Linked DNA regions of Mus musculus: region 1 is linked to region 2. A link is a loop called in an ENCODE intact Hi-C map of the cell type or tissue named here. Cell type or tissue: left cerebral cortex. All regions are shown on one strand.

What was found. Hi-C counts contacts between places; a loop is a spot of excess contacts. Peaks named below come from ENCODE experiments on the same cell type or tissue, not always from the same donor. Only the 100,000 strongest peaks of a DNase experiment are listed, where the experiment ranks them.
Region 1: it touches region 2 in a loop (2.6-fold over the local background); 8 of 42 quality-filtered maps call a loop at or near these places.

What each region holds. Positions count from the first base shown.
Region 1 is chr13:19,124,868-19,132,867 of GRCm38, reverse strand. Amph (amphiphysin) reads right to left here. Exons shown (of 21, transcript NM_175007.2): 17 at 7,720-7,842. Among named protein-coding and RNA genes, the nearest start is that of Gm31887, 65 kb to the left of the region's middle. In left cerebral cortex, no CTCF peak of the experiment used is centred here; a DNase peak (open chromatin) is centred at 4,905.
Region 2 is chr13:18,865,093-18,873,092 of GRCm38, reverse strand. Vps41 (VPS41 HOPS complex subunit) reads right to left here. Exons shown (of 29, transcript NM_172120.4): 29 at 6,282-6,973. The coding sequence ends at 6,893. Among named protein-coding and RNA genes, the nearest start is that of Amph, 79 kb to the left of the region's middle. In left cerebral cortex, a CTCF peak has its summit at 4,684 (motif pointing left); DNase peaks (open chromatin) are centred at 2,361, 4,406, 4,697, 4,989 and 1 more place.

The sequences.
Region 1 (8,000 bases), 260 kb before region 2:
CCAAACAATACCTGAGAAGCAGCTTACCAATTATTTATCATTTGTAGATGTAGTAATAATTTTAATAACTGTAGATGTGGACATAATTTGATAATTTAACAAACACACACACACACACACACACACACACACACACACACACACACACACCTTATTTAAAGAAGATGCCATGAGCCAAAAACTAATGAAAGTATGTTAGAGTAGAATTTTGACATATTTATTTTTCTTAATTTTATAATCACCCAAGGACTTTGTTTTTTAAGTAAAAGATCAATCATGCTCATTTAAAAAAATTGCATCAAAGGTAGGTAAAACTTTTATTGCTTTCATATTTAATAATTTATATAGCAATTCTGATAACACTGACTACTTGAAGGTTTCTAGTTTTAATGTTATACACTGTGAGGAAGATCTGTTGGGCTTGTGAGTAACCATAAAAACTATCCATTTAAATTCTAAGCTGCTCTTTTTATTTATGATATCTCTGGTGAGATTGGAAAGCCTGGTTTTATATACTATTTCATTATGAAAACTTTCAAATAGAAAACTGAAAAGAACTGTACAGTAGACATCAAATATCTACCTTGCAAATAAGTTATTTATTTACTCATGCATGTTTATATGGCCCATGTGAGAGGAGTGGCAATATGTTTTCATAAGCGTGTTCCCAGTTCTTCTGGATATTTCATGTCGCTATGTTTTGATAATGCCTTCTGCTCTCTTCCGATTGGTCAGTTTCTGACTTGGAGGTGATGTTATAGTATGCATGGAAGCGCAGGACTGTTCGAGTAACTGCTGACCTTGTTTAGAGAAGGGTGAGTGCGAAGCAGGCCTCACTGTTATTTACTTGCAGGACTTTTAAAGCTTTGAATTACATTTTTAACAATATATTTAGATATTATTGTCACTAGGTTTGCAGTTGTATGATGTTTTGATAAAATATATTCATTGTACATAGTAACGAGTCTCACGGATTTTTTTATTGGTATATCATTATTTGGACCATGTTTGCATATTGGCCTTCCTATTCTCCCCCATCTTCTTTATTCCCCTTTCTTTCTCTAAATAGTTTCATGTCTTCATTTTCAGATCTACAAACAATATACTTATCACATAAATAATCTTACACACATCCACCTGAGACAATTTGTCTCTTGCTGATTGTGATTTCTTATAATCTACCCTCAAGGATTCTTTCAATTAGGCAACTTCCACTCAACATGACATGCCTCATCTCGAGGATCAGCAATGGTCCAGGAGTTGGACCTTTCCTTTTGGCCTTCCAATTTGTTAACTTCACTAAAGTTTCTTTCTGTGATGGGAGATCCTCAGTGCCTGCTCCTATCATTAATCACTTCTCTACAAAATTTCTCCTCCTCGGCACCACTCAACTCTTAATTCTAACTTTGCATTTTCTTCCCTTAAAGCGCACTCTTCCACCTAACATATAATGACTTCCTCTCAGCGACGTCATCTTCAATTGCACTGCAAGAAGACAGCTTAAAACTTTTCTCCCCGTATTTTGAAGAATACTTTTGTAATCTGTTATCTAAAATGAAACACTATCTTGTAAGCAATCCCTTTCTTCTTTTGTGTTGATTTATACGCCCTATGTAGCTTTCAAACTGTTTCTATCTTAATTAGTTACTTCAAATTCAGTGATGTCTCAATACCTCCTGAATGTTAGAAATGTTTGGGTTTTTTTATTTGTTTGTTTGTTAGGTTGATTTTGTTGTTGTTGTTCTCCATTTTGCGTCCCATCTGGAGACTTCCAGGTGCCCTTTCAGGTTATTTTCTTGATTAATGACTGATGTAGGAATGCCAAGAACACTCTGGGTGGTGGTTCTAGGTTATAAATGAAATCAAACTGAGCAACTCATAGGAAGCAAGGAAGTAAGCAGCATTCTTCTGTGGCCTCTGCTTTAGTTTCTGCCTGTAGGCCCCTGCCCTAATTGAGGTCCTGCCTTGACTTCCCTCAAGGATGGACTGTGATTGTGATATGTAAATCAGATAAGCCCTTTCCCCAGGATGCTTTGGCTATGGTGTTTATCACAGCAGTAGAAACCATCCAAAGCTGGAATTCATCAAGTTGTTGCTGAGAGGCCATTTCTCCTCCATCAGTGAATTGAGCTAATTGAAACCAGATTAGATTAGACTAAAGGCGGGTTTATTGGGAAGCTGCTTTCCAGTGGACAAGTTCACTGGCCCCAAGGACCACAGCCAGGGAAGTCACCATGAGGAAGGGGTGGGAAGAAAGAAAGAGAGAAGGGGGTATGCTCACAAAAAAAGGAAGAAGAAACCAAAATGCCTGTATTATATAGGGGAAAAAGCCCCTGGGGAAGGGCAGCTCAGCCCCTGGGCTGGGAAGTTCAGAGCTGGGGTATGCCAGGTAGGAACTGAGGGATGCTGGGAGAACTTGGAGGCCAGGGTGGTTTGATATATTAATTACCAAAGCCTCAGACTCTTGCCCTGGTGTCTGAAATCAAACAGATGCATATAATCGCATACTTTGAATGTCCTAAATGTGTGTCAAAGCATGTTCCAACAGCACAGCGTCAAGGCATGGGTGCTGTAGGAAGGTACCTCAGTGCTCAAGCATCCTCTGCCTTGTAGGCTCAGCCAGTGCTTCAGTCACCTCTAAGCTTTCACTTGTGGAACAGCCTCCTGGTTGTAGCTGAAATTTCTAAAATACAGCACTCTAGAAACTTAACTGTTGCCAAAATTCTCTTGCATCATCAATGCTGATTACAATAGAACTGATACAAGTTAACTTTGTTTTTTTTTTTTTTTATCGTGTTTTAGTGTTTTTAGTTTGCTCATTCCATCTTCATGTATGCAATTATCTACACTATCTCTGGCATAAATGACATAATGACAAGTGAAGGTTACAAGAAGTACACATTACAGATTTTAAATAATTGATACATTCTGATAACTGCAGGATGGCTTCTGCTGGAGTCAGAACATGGCAATATTCCTGATGTTTGCTTTATAAAGACAACTGATAGAAAGACTACTGAGTTCTAGGCTTTCTAGTTTATTCTGATTCTAAAGAATAATAATTCTGGCGCACAGAAAGACTACTGACATTTTTATTACATGTCCATCCTATAGCTTGGGTAAGAAGCTGGCTTTGACTGTGAATGCACCATTCTCCATATGCTGTCACAGAAGGTTTGTGTTTATTGCATATTAGTCTGTTAACATCTCTATTATAGCTTATTTCCATTTCCTGGGAGTTAACTAAGATGAAAAGAGCTCAAGGAAGCTTCTCAAGTAGTGAACAGGTTTGGAACTGTCTGTCCAACTTCTGTGCTTTTGTCAAACCAATCTGTACCCAAGATGATAAACATCTAAATTAGAGAGTTCTCTAGCAATCCTTAGAATTTGAGCACAGCCTGCGGTTGTACTAGACCTCAAGCCAGCAATGTGTGAAGAGGTCTTTAAGTATGCTTTCAAACAATTGATATGTATCCTTAGCACTTGGAGTCAGACGTGCTACTATTGTGACATGAGGTCATCCCTTATACACTTGGAATACCATCATCTACATAACTTTTTTTATTTTCTGTACTATTTGGGAACTAGCAATCAATCATATCACAAAGTCTTTCCTCATCAACAGCAAATTTTGCAACAAACAGAAATCAAGAAGAGGTTAGTTGGTGTCCTAGTTAGTTTTGATTGTCAACTTGACACAGCTTAGAGGAAAGCCATAATTGAAGAAGTGCCTGGATCAAATTGGTTTTTTGACATGTCTGTGGAGGCACTGTCTTGATTGTTAATCGATGAAGGAGGAATGAGTCTACTGTTGGCAGTACCATTCCCTAAACAGATGGTCCTGGACTGTATAAGAAAGGTAGCTAAGCATAAAGTTGAACAAACAGGCCAGCAGGCAGTGTTCCTCCATGGTTTCTCCCTCCAGTTTTTGCCTTTAGCTCCTGCTCTGACTTCCCTCAATGACTAAGTGTGACATGGAAAGCTGAGTCAAATAAATCCTTTTCTTCCTTAGGTCACTGTGGTCACAGTAGAATGAAAATAGAACAATTGGGTAGAACTTTCCTACACTACTTTTGGCAATTACCTTCTAGATTTCTCTCTTTAGAAAGTTATGTAGGGAATGGGAAAGTGCAAAAGGCCTTCTGATCTTTGTGGGATTTCTCCATTGCAATACAAACAAGAATGTTTCAATCATGTTCACCAGCTAAGAATTAATGTCATCCCAAAGGTGGAAGTCCCCTGGAGCTCTGTGTTCTCTTTGTCCAGATGAAGAAATGGGATGGAACAAAGGAGTGCTGAAGGTAGGGTTGGAGGTGCACTGCTAGTTCTCTTTGGAGCTGGCTGTGTAAACTTACAGAGGAAATTAGTAAAGGGATTGAAGCAGTGGGAGACCATCACTGCCTTTTCCTTACTGCCCCTAAATGAGGCTGTAGCCAGAGCTCTTAACAGGCTGAAAAATATGGCATTTTATGAATTTTAAATTTTAATTTTAAAGAACTAAAATTAAGGAGTAAATGTTTTCATCAAAGTCTATTTTAAAGAGAAAGTCATAAGGCAACTTGGGTCTTCAAGAGACTATTATAATTTCATAGAGAAGATACTGGTACTTTGACATAGGATGGCAGTTGATACACGTCTTCACAAAATGATATTTAAAACACTGCCTACCACAGTCTCCCTCCAGCAAGATCAAAGGAAGAGTGCCGTCCTAGAAGCTCACATCCTATGGGAGTTTCTGTTGAAGCAGTACCTGGTACTGCAAATCTGATTCACACATTCATGCATTTTCTTCCAAAGAGAGTGACTGGATTTTCCCTTCTTCCTCTGCATCTCACTCAGCTTTCGACCTGTTACTCTAGTCCTTCCTGTAGTCCCATCAGAATCCCTGAGCAGCTGGGTTCTAGTCCAACTCAACCAATTGCTACACTGTTGCCATGGCAATAACTGTTAGAATTAGCTCCACATCTTCCTTGAAAAAATCATCTGCAGAGATGACAAAGTCAATGCATTTATTTTTGTTGTTGTTAACTTGGCTCTAAGCACAGGGCATAGTATGTATTAACGACACTTTATTGCGTTAAAAGTTTCTGCAAGAATAAGTGCCAGAGGGGCTGTCCCATTTTCTGAATTCGCTAAACTCTTCCCTGTTCTCCCATCCTTCCCTTCCCACGCCCCACCTTTGTAGGACTCCATGCTGCCAGTTACTTTTTTGGTTCTTTTCTGCCCAGGACTGCATGGGTTTCCCCAGCTCCAAATGGAGGCTGCTAGGCCCTTCCTTCCTGTCTCTGGGAACCAGGCTGGTAACCTGCTATTCCTGAGCAGGTCTTCTCCTGCTGCTGCATTGATCCAGGGGTGGGACTCTTAGTCCATTTGCCTTCCTCATTTTGCACAGCAGCACTTTATACACTTTGTTATCCACGAGCTTGCTTAATGTTGACATTATCTCTGTTTGCAGTGTGGGTCTTTGGCACAGCCATATCCACTGGAAATGGCGAAAGCTATAAAGCCAGCACAGAGGTTTGACATAGTTCCAGCAGCGATGAGCCAAATGTCCACTCTCACTTTTATGCTTTGGTCTCTGTGTGCTGCATTTTGGGGGGCATTCTGCATTATGATTCATTTTATGTCTCTTCCTAAGAAAATTATGTCTGAGTTCTTTTTGAAGAGTCGTGAAATTACTATCTCTTCTGCTTTTAGGGAAATAACTTTATCTGGCCCTACTTGCAAGTCATCCTCATGCCCTGGAGACTGTGATAAGCACAGATGAGGCCACGAGTCTAGGAATCTTCTCAGGGTATCTTCCCCCAAGCAAACTGAAACAGTATGAATGGGACAGGATAAACATAGAGATACTTGACAAACTCTCACTGGCCAGGAGAATTGGTAACAGATTCATGACTGCTTTTTGTAATATGCTTAGAACTCTCTGAAAATGTACTTTAAAGATTGGGGATCTTACAGGGTACACACCTGGAGGAAAGCGCTCAGTAAATAGGAGCGATCAACTAAAACAACTTTTCCTACTTTATAAGGCTGATGATGAAACAGTATAGGCAAAGGTGATAAGTCTTAGAATTTGCTATTCATAAAAAGACCAATTCACCTATTTGCAGTTTGCCTGGAGTGCTTTAAAACTTCAAATAATACCAGTCTACTATATAATGAACTTTTGCTTTAGTGAAGACATTCTTTAGAATTATTGAACTGGAGCTAAAAAAGCAACAATAAAAATAAAATTTGTTCTATTTGTACTTTCTAATTGTGACTGAACTTATAACCATGAGTATGTAATGAAAAACCAAACACATGTTTAGAAAAAATGATGTAGCCGGTATTTGCTGAATAATCCTTAATTTGTCTTTGTTCTGTGAACCCCGTTTAAAGAAGTCAATTGCTGAAAGATCCCCCTGACCACTGCACCTGACTCACTCCTTATCTCCTCTCAATTGTTAGCAGAGGGACAAAATCCCCACAGGTTTTCCTTGTGCATCAAGGTTAAAAAAAAAAATGTATCTGAGCAGTAGGTGGATCTCCAACCCAGCACAAAAGATATCCATAAATTCCCTCATAGCTTCAAAGCCTGCATGGACTAGATTTTGAAAAAGTGTTTTTTAGATAATAAATATTTATAGATTCATTGGTCTAAAATATATACTATTAGTTCAGTATTGAGCCATTACCAACTTATGAAAGTAAAATCATAAGGAATCAATACATAAATGTCAGAAAGACATAGGAGACGGGATAGTGACCATGGACATCCATTTGGCTTTGAGTTATACAGCTCCATCCCCCAATTTGTAATACTCTACATGGCAGCCTCATTTCATCACCTGCACATACTATGTATAAGCACTCATATCCAAACAATGCACTGAAAGGTCATAGCCTCCTTACACTCCCATATGCACCAGGCTCCATATGTTTCCACTTCTGAACAATGCTATAGGCTTCCCCACCCCTGGTAACAAATCATACATCTATTATTCAAGTGAATTCCAAACCTAGTTAGGTATGAAGACTAGAATGGCCAGTCCGGCTGGAACTAGCTTTTGTTGCATATGTAGTAAGACAAAAGGATCCTCTTTTAGGGTCCATCTTATGGTCTGGTTGATTAGGTTATGCCATTGCTCTACTATGCATGTCCTTTCCCATAATGCATCTGGTTTTACTCATATGAATGACAACTTATGCATAGGCATAATATGCCCTCATGTGTCCTGCTCTCAGTCCTGTCAGTGTATCTCTCTTTAATCTGAACTATCACTTTGCTGTAAATTAATTTATCTTGTTTTGTTTGCAGGTCTGTATGAGACCTCACGTTCTATTGCTTTGGATAAGAGGCCACGGGCCTGGAAACACTCTGTGCATCCCTGACTGCGAGAAGCACAGAGCATGAACAACAAAGTTATCATGGGCTACTTGATCTCTAATGACAGGACGTTTCCAACTGTCTCAGGTGGATCACAGAAATAGGTCTGACTCTCTCCACTGACAACAGAATAATCATGGGATAGTTTTAAAGAGCCACACCATGGCTACATGGCAGTTTCCCTAATGCATAAGTTTGATTATTTGGTATAGTCTCACTGATGATGATGATGATGTCAGAGAAATATGCAGGGCAGCTAAGACCCGGATAGGAAGCGATACATAGGCTCATGGTGAAGACTGAAGGAAGCAGTGGACTGAATGGAAGCGTTAGGGGACAGTGCTCACCACAGCCTCCTCCTTTGGCTCCTCCATCTCTAGCCCAAGGTCCAGCCCAGCAGTAGGTGCAGCAGCAGTGGCAGGAGGCTCTTCGGCTTGGGGCTCTGTAGGTAGAGCCTGCTCAGTTTCAGCCTTGAGTTATTTGGGGGTAAGAAGAAAAGAAACCTCAACATGTGAATAGATGACATTGCAGAATTCTGGACAACCCAGAATCTCCGCATCATTCTGAGCAGGCAGCCAGTTCCACTGAATTCATTCTAGAAAAACGAGTTCTATCATCTAGTGTCACT
Region 2 (8,000 bases):
TAACCCAGGAAAACCCCACATTCTTGAAAACAGAAGTTTTAAGTGCAGCGAACTCCTCAACTTCAGATTCATAGTGCAGAAAACAGTTCCTCTCTTCATGCTACCAAGCTCCTTACCTCCTGGTTAAAAGGTCAGTATTTCCTTCCCATCTCTTGTCATGTTTCTCTGGGTGGGCATGCCTGCATATGAGGTCAGAAGTCAACACTGAGACAGATTCTCTCACTGAACCTGAAGCTCGCCATTTGGGCCAGACTTCTAGCCAGGGAGATGCTCAGATCCATGTGTTTCCACCCCAGCTATGCTGGGTACGCAGATTTGACTTGGGTCCTCATGCTGCTCCAACAAGCACAGTACCAACTGTGCCAGTCCCCATATCCTACCAGCTCATTTTCTTTTAACACCCTACAATGATGGCAGCCATATGCTATACAACTGAACAAAGAGGGAGGGGAGATGCTTGAAGTCCAGGCTCCAGAAGAATGGTGGGTTTGTTTGTTTTTCCTTGCTTGCTTTTAGCTTGCTTTGGGCCTCCATAGGCTGGGGCTTTAGCAGAGTTAGAGCCACATTATTCCCCTAGTCAGTAGATATACCTGAGTGTCTTGATGTATACTCCGAAGGCACTGGGAATAGGCAGAGTTAAAAATAACTACTGAACTAACAATACAGTAATTGTGACTAAATAAACTGGAATTAAATAAATTATTCCAATGGTTTAAATTCTCCAGAGTCTAAGCTGCAACGAAACCCCTTAACAAGACAGCTGGGCACAGGAGGAAAGACGCTGGAAGATATGCACAAGTTAGCTAGAGGTCAAAAGGTATAGTCCTCCTATGGTACTTATCACCATCTTCACCCTAAGATCAGTGAGGTGGTCCCCTAATCCTTAACTCACACCACTCATAACTAGGAAATGCTTTTGGAGAACCTATTTTAGAGCACGAGTTTTGACAAATGATTCAATCCTACAGTGGAACTCTTGGAAACAATGAGTTCCATGGAACACAGGAAGCCTGTATTGGGTGACAGCACCTCTGGGAAGTTAATCTCTCTTTGGGCTGTATAAGGGTCCTTTTCAGATACACAAGCCTGAGAAAAAACCCAGGGCTCAAACTCTACACGGGGCTAAACTTTGTGTCACTTTGAAATACCTTACATAGAGGTGGGAGTGGAAGAGAGATAAGGGGTGGGGAGGGCTAGCATGTCTTATAAAGTTCAAGACTGAGCAGCTAGCTATACAGGTGTTGGTGAAGTCACTGAAGTGCGTTGACACAAACTGTTCTCATGTAATAAAAGCACAGAGCTACTAGCCCCTACGACCTGAGATTCAACTTCCAATGTTGCCAGCCTAGAGACCAAAGCTTTAACCCATGGACCTTTGGGGGACACTTCCATATTCCACTTATATACACAGTGTCAAGCCAACTTGAAACAGAGCTTAGACCAAGCGTGATTTGCAGTGCTATTTGCTATCACACAACTGAACAAATGCCTACAACTGTGCAGTACATATTTTGAACAGAAATCTTAGTGTATGATTTTAAATAATTAAAACCTAAAACATTGTTACAGAAGTTATGTTAAAAAGAATTTCAAATTAGGATAACATTTACTAACTTCTTAACAGTACCTTGAGAATTTGGGGATGAGAAATGTGTGTTCTTGAGCTTTTTACGTTTAAATAGAAAGATATTTCAAGATATGCCCTCAACTACATATTTTGGTGGGGAAACTTACCATCAATGAACCAGAGAGAAAATATTGGTAATATTGGTAATACATCATTTTGGAAAGAGAGATCCAAGATGGATTGAGCCCAGGTGTGTGGTGTTGCAAGAAGGTCATATTGTATAGGGATACTGTATATATCTTAAAATACAGTCACAATTTGGAGTCAAGTTAGGACTACAAGAATCAAATCTTGAGTGGAATACATCACTACTTGTAACACATGCAAACATTCATGCTCATTTCTTCTTTAAGAAAACTAAGATATATATGAATTACTGACAACTCTGAGAACTAGCATTATTCGGAGCAAAAGTAATACATTAATGAAAATGGAAACAACAAAAAAGGAAGCTGACGTAGTAATCAGACGGGAGAGGCACATCAATACTCTGGTAGTAGAATGAAAGCAAGGGGCCTGAAGCGACCAAATTTATAAGCTGGCCAAAGATGTGGGTATTCAGACACACAGCAGATGGGCACAGGATCTGAGTACAGAAATAAGAGTAGCTGATTAATTCTGCTGTTTCTGATTGAATTTGCTCTTTCTCTAGGGATTTAGAGCTGCTTAGAGTAGAATGGAGACTGAGAGACCAACTACTTTTGGGGACAGCTCAATGTCATTTTCAGCACCCTGACAGATGGTTACCAATCTTAGCTTGAGCCATTCCATCCCTTTCAGGGTCTCTGGGACCCAAAGCTTCCTTATATTTAGATGACATTCCCTAACATAAGCCATCCTAGGCCAAGCCAGCTGGTGCACAGCTCGTACCTGCGCATCTCAGCAGCTATTCTGAAGTCACCTGGAAGAATCATTTTTCTCCTCTTTTATGTAACCAATTTCTAAATTTTGAAATTTCCCATTCTTCTCAGATTTTGTGACTTTACAGTATTATAGTGTCCAATCTGTCCGCTTGTTTCCTAAATGGCCTGTTTTTCACATTCTAGCCGTGTCCTGGCTACTTCTATTTTGTCAGATCTGTTTTTTAAAACACCTAAACCAAGTAAGTATTCTCACCTGCTAAATCAGGAGTGCTTCTCTCTGTAAATAGGGCAAATAATCTATTAAAATTATCACAGTTTTTTCTTTCTTTCTTTCTTTTTTCTTTTTTAGTAGACAGATGGTCCATATTTGTGGTCATGTGGTAGCAAGTTACTGTTGTATAACAAATGGCCCCAAAATTTAACAACTTAAACACTTATCATCATTGTTTCTGATTTAGGCATGTTTTGGGTGGGCTGTTCATTGTCATGTGTATGTTAGGGTGTTGGTTGGAACTCTAGGGCCTGAAGATTGATGGAAACTACATGACAGCTTCTAAGCCATTTTAAGAGTAAGAAAGCAGACCAGAGAAAAGTGTACATATCCATAGACATTGACAGACATAGATATATAGTGAGGATCAAGAGAGAAAGGGGTACGGTAGAGTAGTGCTATCCATCTACCCATCCACCCACCCACCCACCCATCCACCCATCCAGTCATTCATTCCCTCAGCATCTTCCAGATGTTTTGAGTCATTCCAGTAGAAGCACTAGGCACTAAGATGAACAAAAGGTTTCTCATCCATACTGACCCTACAGACCACAGGGTGCCATGACAAAGGGAAGGGGAATGAAGTTGGACATGAACTGAACTGGCATGGAGACACCTGATATAATCAAAGTTACATCACTTGATATACCTGGGCTTTCAGCTATAGCTCCCTTGCTCTTGGTAAGACAGAAACAAGGGCAGGGAGGCCACAGCAGGAAAGGAAAAGCAAATCTTTTAAGTTCCAAAATCTTTTTAAAAATTTAGTAAACAGCTGCCAGTAGATCCAGCTTTTGCAAACTCCAAACCCAAAATAATAATAATAATAATGATAATGATAATAATAATAATGTAAGAGTCAATTTTACTGCCCTAAAGATCCAAGAGCTCAAATGACCAGGCTGCAGGGCTAAGGCATCAGGGTGAATGCCCTACTTTCTATCCCAGGACCCAGCTTGTCAGTGGGAAAAGGGATAAGCTCTACCAGATGATAGATGCCAGCCTATTTTCTACTTTCTCTTAGAAGCAGCAATCTTTGAAAGCAAATGTCCATCTTCTTCTACCCATTTACATACATTCTTAGCAGTGTGATGGATAAAGATCAACCAAGTTACCATGTCTGTGTTTCTCATGGTGCCAGGGTTAGTGCACAGACTAATGGCTAGAGCCAGCTGGGACTGGATAACTGAGTGAACCAAGACTGCATCTGTTCCATAGACAATCATGAACTGGATAAAGGCAGACACGTGCGAAGCCTCTAGCCAGTGGTCCAAGGTCAGGGTGGCTGAGGACTGACTGGGCCAACTGGGTCATCAGTACAACAGCAGTGCATAGGTGAAGGGCACAGAAGTAAACTCGTAGCCACCATGCAGGAGTGACAGGCAGGAGGCTGTAGTTAACTGGCAATGCGTTATGAAGATCAAACCAAAGCCCGTGAGCCCTTGCACACACAGGACACAGGGAATCCTGAGAGTGCAGCTAGGTCATGCCATGTTTGCCTTCAGAACTCCCACGCTAGCTGAGTGCACAGGAAGAGCATGGGCAGGGGCTGACTCTGTGAGGATTGATTCAGACTGATTATCATTCTCTTGTCTTTCCTAGTGTCACACTGTTGTTCCTAGTCATGCTCGAATCTGTGCCACACAAGGAAAGTGTCTTTCCTCAGACTGTAGAAACCAGCCCTCAGCAGAATCAAGGCATACGAAGTAAAACTCAGTACAATTGAAATGTAGTATTAACACCCCAGGCCTTAATAACAAACCACAACTAACTGATTCAGTATTTAACATATAGAAATGCCTCCCCCATGTGTATGTGCCTACTCAGTATTCCTGACAGTTATTAAGAACTTTATGTGGAACTGGGGAACAGGTTAATATTTATACAACATGGTGACTCATACTGCTGCGTGCAGCCGCCCTCTGCTGGAAATGGGCAGTGGTTTCAGGGCAGCCACTGCAGCCAGGCTGTGTGGGTGGCTTGATGCTTCTAGAATCTTCCTACTGCTTGCTCTTCAGATCCACAGTGATTCTGTTACCCATGGAAACCTCGTAATCAATACCTTCCTCTTTCTATGTACTGAACAGAACAGCTCAGCTGAGTACTTCTGTAAAAAGATCTTCAGTGGGTCAGAGTAGGTGCCCTGAAGGCAGACTGTGACTGCCGGAGTTGAATCCAGCTGGTACACTGACCCCTGCCTTGACTTGTGGGGAGCTGCTGAGCCTTTGTCTTTCTTCATGGGCAAACGGCCAATCTACTAAGAAGCCTGCACACACAGCTGCAGGCTGGCTAAGGCTCATAAAAGCCCTGCATATCATAGTTACTCTACAAGGATTTGTTTTATAGGGTTTCTATATTGCAACAACCAAATAACTGACTGAGAGTGTCTGAAAAACTTTTCAATAATGAGCACCAGCAAGTAGGAAATCCTGGTTATAAACAAATAAAACAGTTGTCATTAAGTAACTTTGAATTTGGCTGATGCATACACGAGGCAGATTTCTTCAAGGACAAACATTTGTGTCTATAATCTCTGGTAAAAGTGGACCAACCTGGCTTCAGGCATGTTTTATTTATTTAAAAGATTTAAAATTATTTTATGTGTATCTGTGCGTTGGCTGGATGTATATCTGTGTACCACACACATGCATGTTGCCTACAGTGGCCAGAAGAGGGTTTCAGATCCCCTGAAACTAAGGTTACAGACAGGTATGAGTTACTATGTGGGTGTTAAGAACTGAACCCAGAACCTAGGAAAGAGCAGTCAGTGCTCCTAATCACTGAGACATGCTTTCGGCTCTTCAGGTGTTTTTCATGGGCTGGTCACACATTAGAGAGGCTGGGTAACTAGCATTTTGAATATTTTGTTGTATTTAAATGTTTATAAAGTGAGAAATAATGGAAAGGATTAATTACCCTTTAGTACAATTATCCACCAGTTTTTTAAAAAAGAAAGCATTACCCAGGGAGGCAGGGTGGTGCTCTTTGCTTGCACCACCATCTCGTCCTGGAGATCTTAATCGATTCTTGAAAAGGGAATGAACACCCTTTGCTATCTGCATCCTGGCTCAGTTATTAAGAATGAAGCAAGCTTACTCCCTCCTTTTCTGTACTTAGGGGTTATTGTCCAAATGTGGTTTAGGAATTGATGGAATTTGCCTCGGAAGTAAACTGTGGTGGACCTGGCACCACCCATCCTCCCCTTCAGGAGTTCCATTTAGTTTTTCTGGCCGTGCACCTGCTCCGAATAGCAAGGGAAGTGACAAAACTTACCAAGCCGAACCTTGACATCAAACTGGAAACATTAAGAACAACAAAAAGTCAAGGCAGTGAGGCACACTCCTGCCAACCCTTCCAGGCAGTGAGATACACCTTAAATCTATCCTTGGCCCTTCTTTGGAGAGTCTCACTTAACTCTGACAGGGTCCCTGGCTTCCTCCTACTTATCAACCACAGCTTGTCAGTGCCAAAACTCACCTCTATTCCTTAAAGAGCACTTGTCTGCTTGCAACACAATAAAGGATTCACAATGAGAAGGGCAACATTTATTCATTCAACAAATATTGATGACCTGATGGGGCAGATAACTGAGCTAGTCAGCGCGTAGGTAGCAAACATAAGGCTATAGTACCCCAGCTAATGGTCTTCCCACATGTCACTGAAGGAGTGTCAGTTCTCAGCATTTTACCTTTAATTTTAATTTTTACCTCTAAATGCGCTTTAGGAGGCTACCCACAGCTGATGACAAACAGTGTAGCCAGGCATGCCAGAACTGTTACCAGCAGAACTTTTGGCCGACTGTAGCTGGCAGTGTTCTCAGTAGTGCAGTTCATGCCTGGTGGGTGTAACTAGGGTATAACGAAGTCACTTTGAACTCTTTTGCTAACTAAATAAGCCAAATAAACAAATCATGAAATACTGATTAGCAATGCAATATTTCATGGCATGGGAAGAGCTTCGACTTCTCCATCGGTGACAAGGAGCAGCTTCTGGAAGGAAGGTCTGGAGAAAACAACTGACGGGGAGCTCCGAGGAGCCCTGAACACGTCACTCAACAGCACTGGCGTTGACACAGCTGCTGTGGTCCAGCAGTCACTCAGTGGAGAGTGGCAAAGGGTGGGCAGGCAGGCAGGCCTACTTCTTCATCTCCAGGATGGCACTTCCAGGCCCACGGTTCTTAGCACTACAGATGTTGCAGTATTGTGCAGGAGCATTCTGCAAACAGTTTAAAAACATGGGTTAAAAAATGTCTACCTTTACATTCAGAAATGTGATTCTGTCATCATCCAGGGAGCCGAGGGCTCTGAAGTGATGGAGCATCGTTCCCGGCTCCGTAGAGGATGCTTTAGCTCAGACAGGACACATGCTTCTATGACTCTGCAGCTCAAAGGACACAAGCGAGGCGGTTAGACCGCTCAGTTAGTGAAGTACAAACATGAGGGCCTGAGTTCAAGCCCCAGAACCCATGGTCTAAAGGCCAAAAAACCAAAACCAAACCAAACAAAAATACATGTGGTGGCACATGCTTGTAACCTCAGTGCTGTCCCATGTAGTCATGGATCCTTGGGCTCTGGTCAGCCAGCCTAGACTACATGCTGAGTCCTCGGTCCCAGAGAGCAGACCCTCTTGCAAATGGACATCTCCAGGGAAAGGACATCTGAGGTAGTCATCTGGCCTCTACATGTATGTACAAACACATGCACATGTACACACAAATGCAAAAAAGGGGTGCAGTGGGGGGCATCACAGTAGAGCCAGCTTTGTCTGGCCAGGATAACAGAATCATGCCACACAAGGCAGGCCAAAAACCCTCCACTGATTTCCAAGTGTTTTCTAACACACAGCCCACTGCTCAGGCGTCATCAAGCCAATAGCATGAGTTCACACAAGTGGGTATGCTTTTATGTGAACTATAGTACACTGCATCTGTCACATTTGAAAAGTAAACAATATACTTATGTGATAAAAAAAAAAAGAAAGCTGGCTTCTGAGAGGACTCCTTTTTTTTTTTTAGTTTGTTTTCTATGCTTTATTTAGTTTGTGTGTCTTTTTTTTATTTAATTTTTTTATTACGTATTTTCCTCAATTATATTTCCAATGCTATCCCAGAAGTCCCCCATACCCTCCCCCCCCCACTCCCCTACCCACCCACTCCCACTTTTTGGCCCTGGCGTTCCCCTGTACTGGGGCATATACAGTTTGCGTGTCCAATGGGCCTCTCTTTCCAGTGATGGCCGACTAG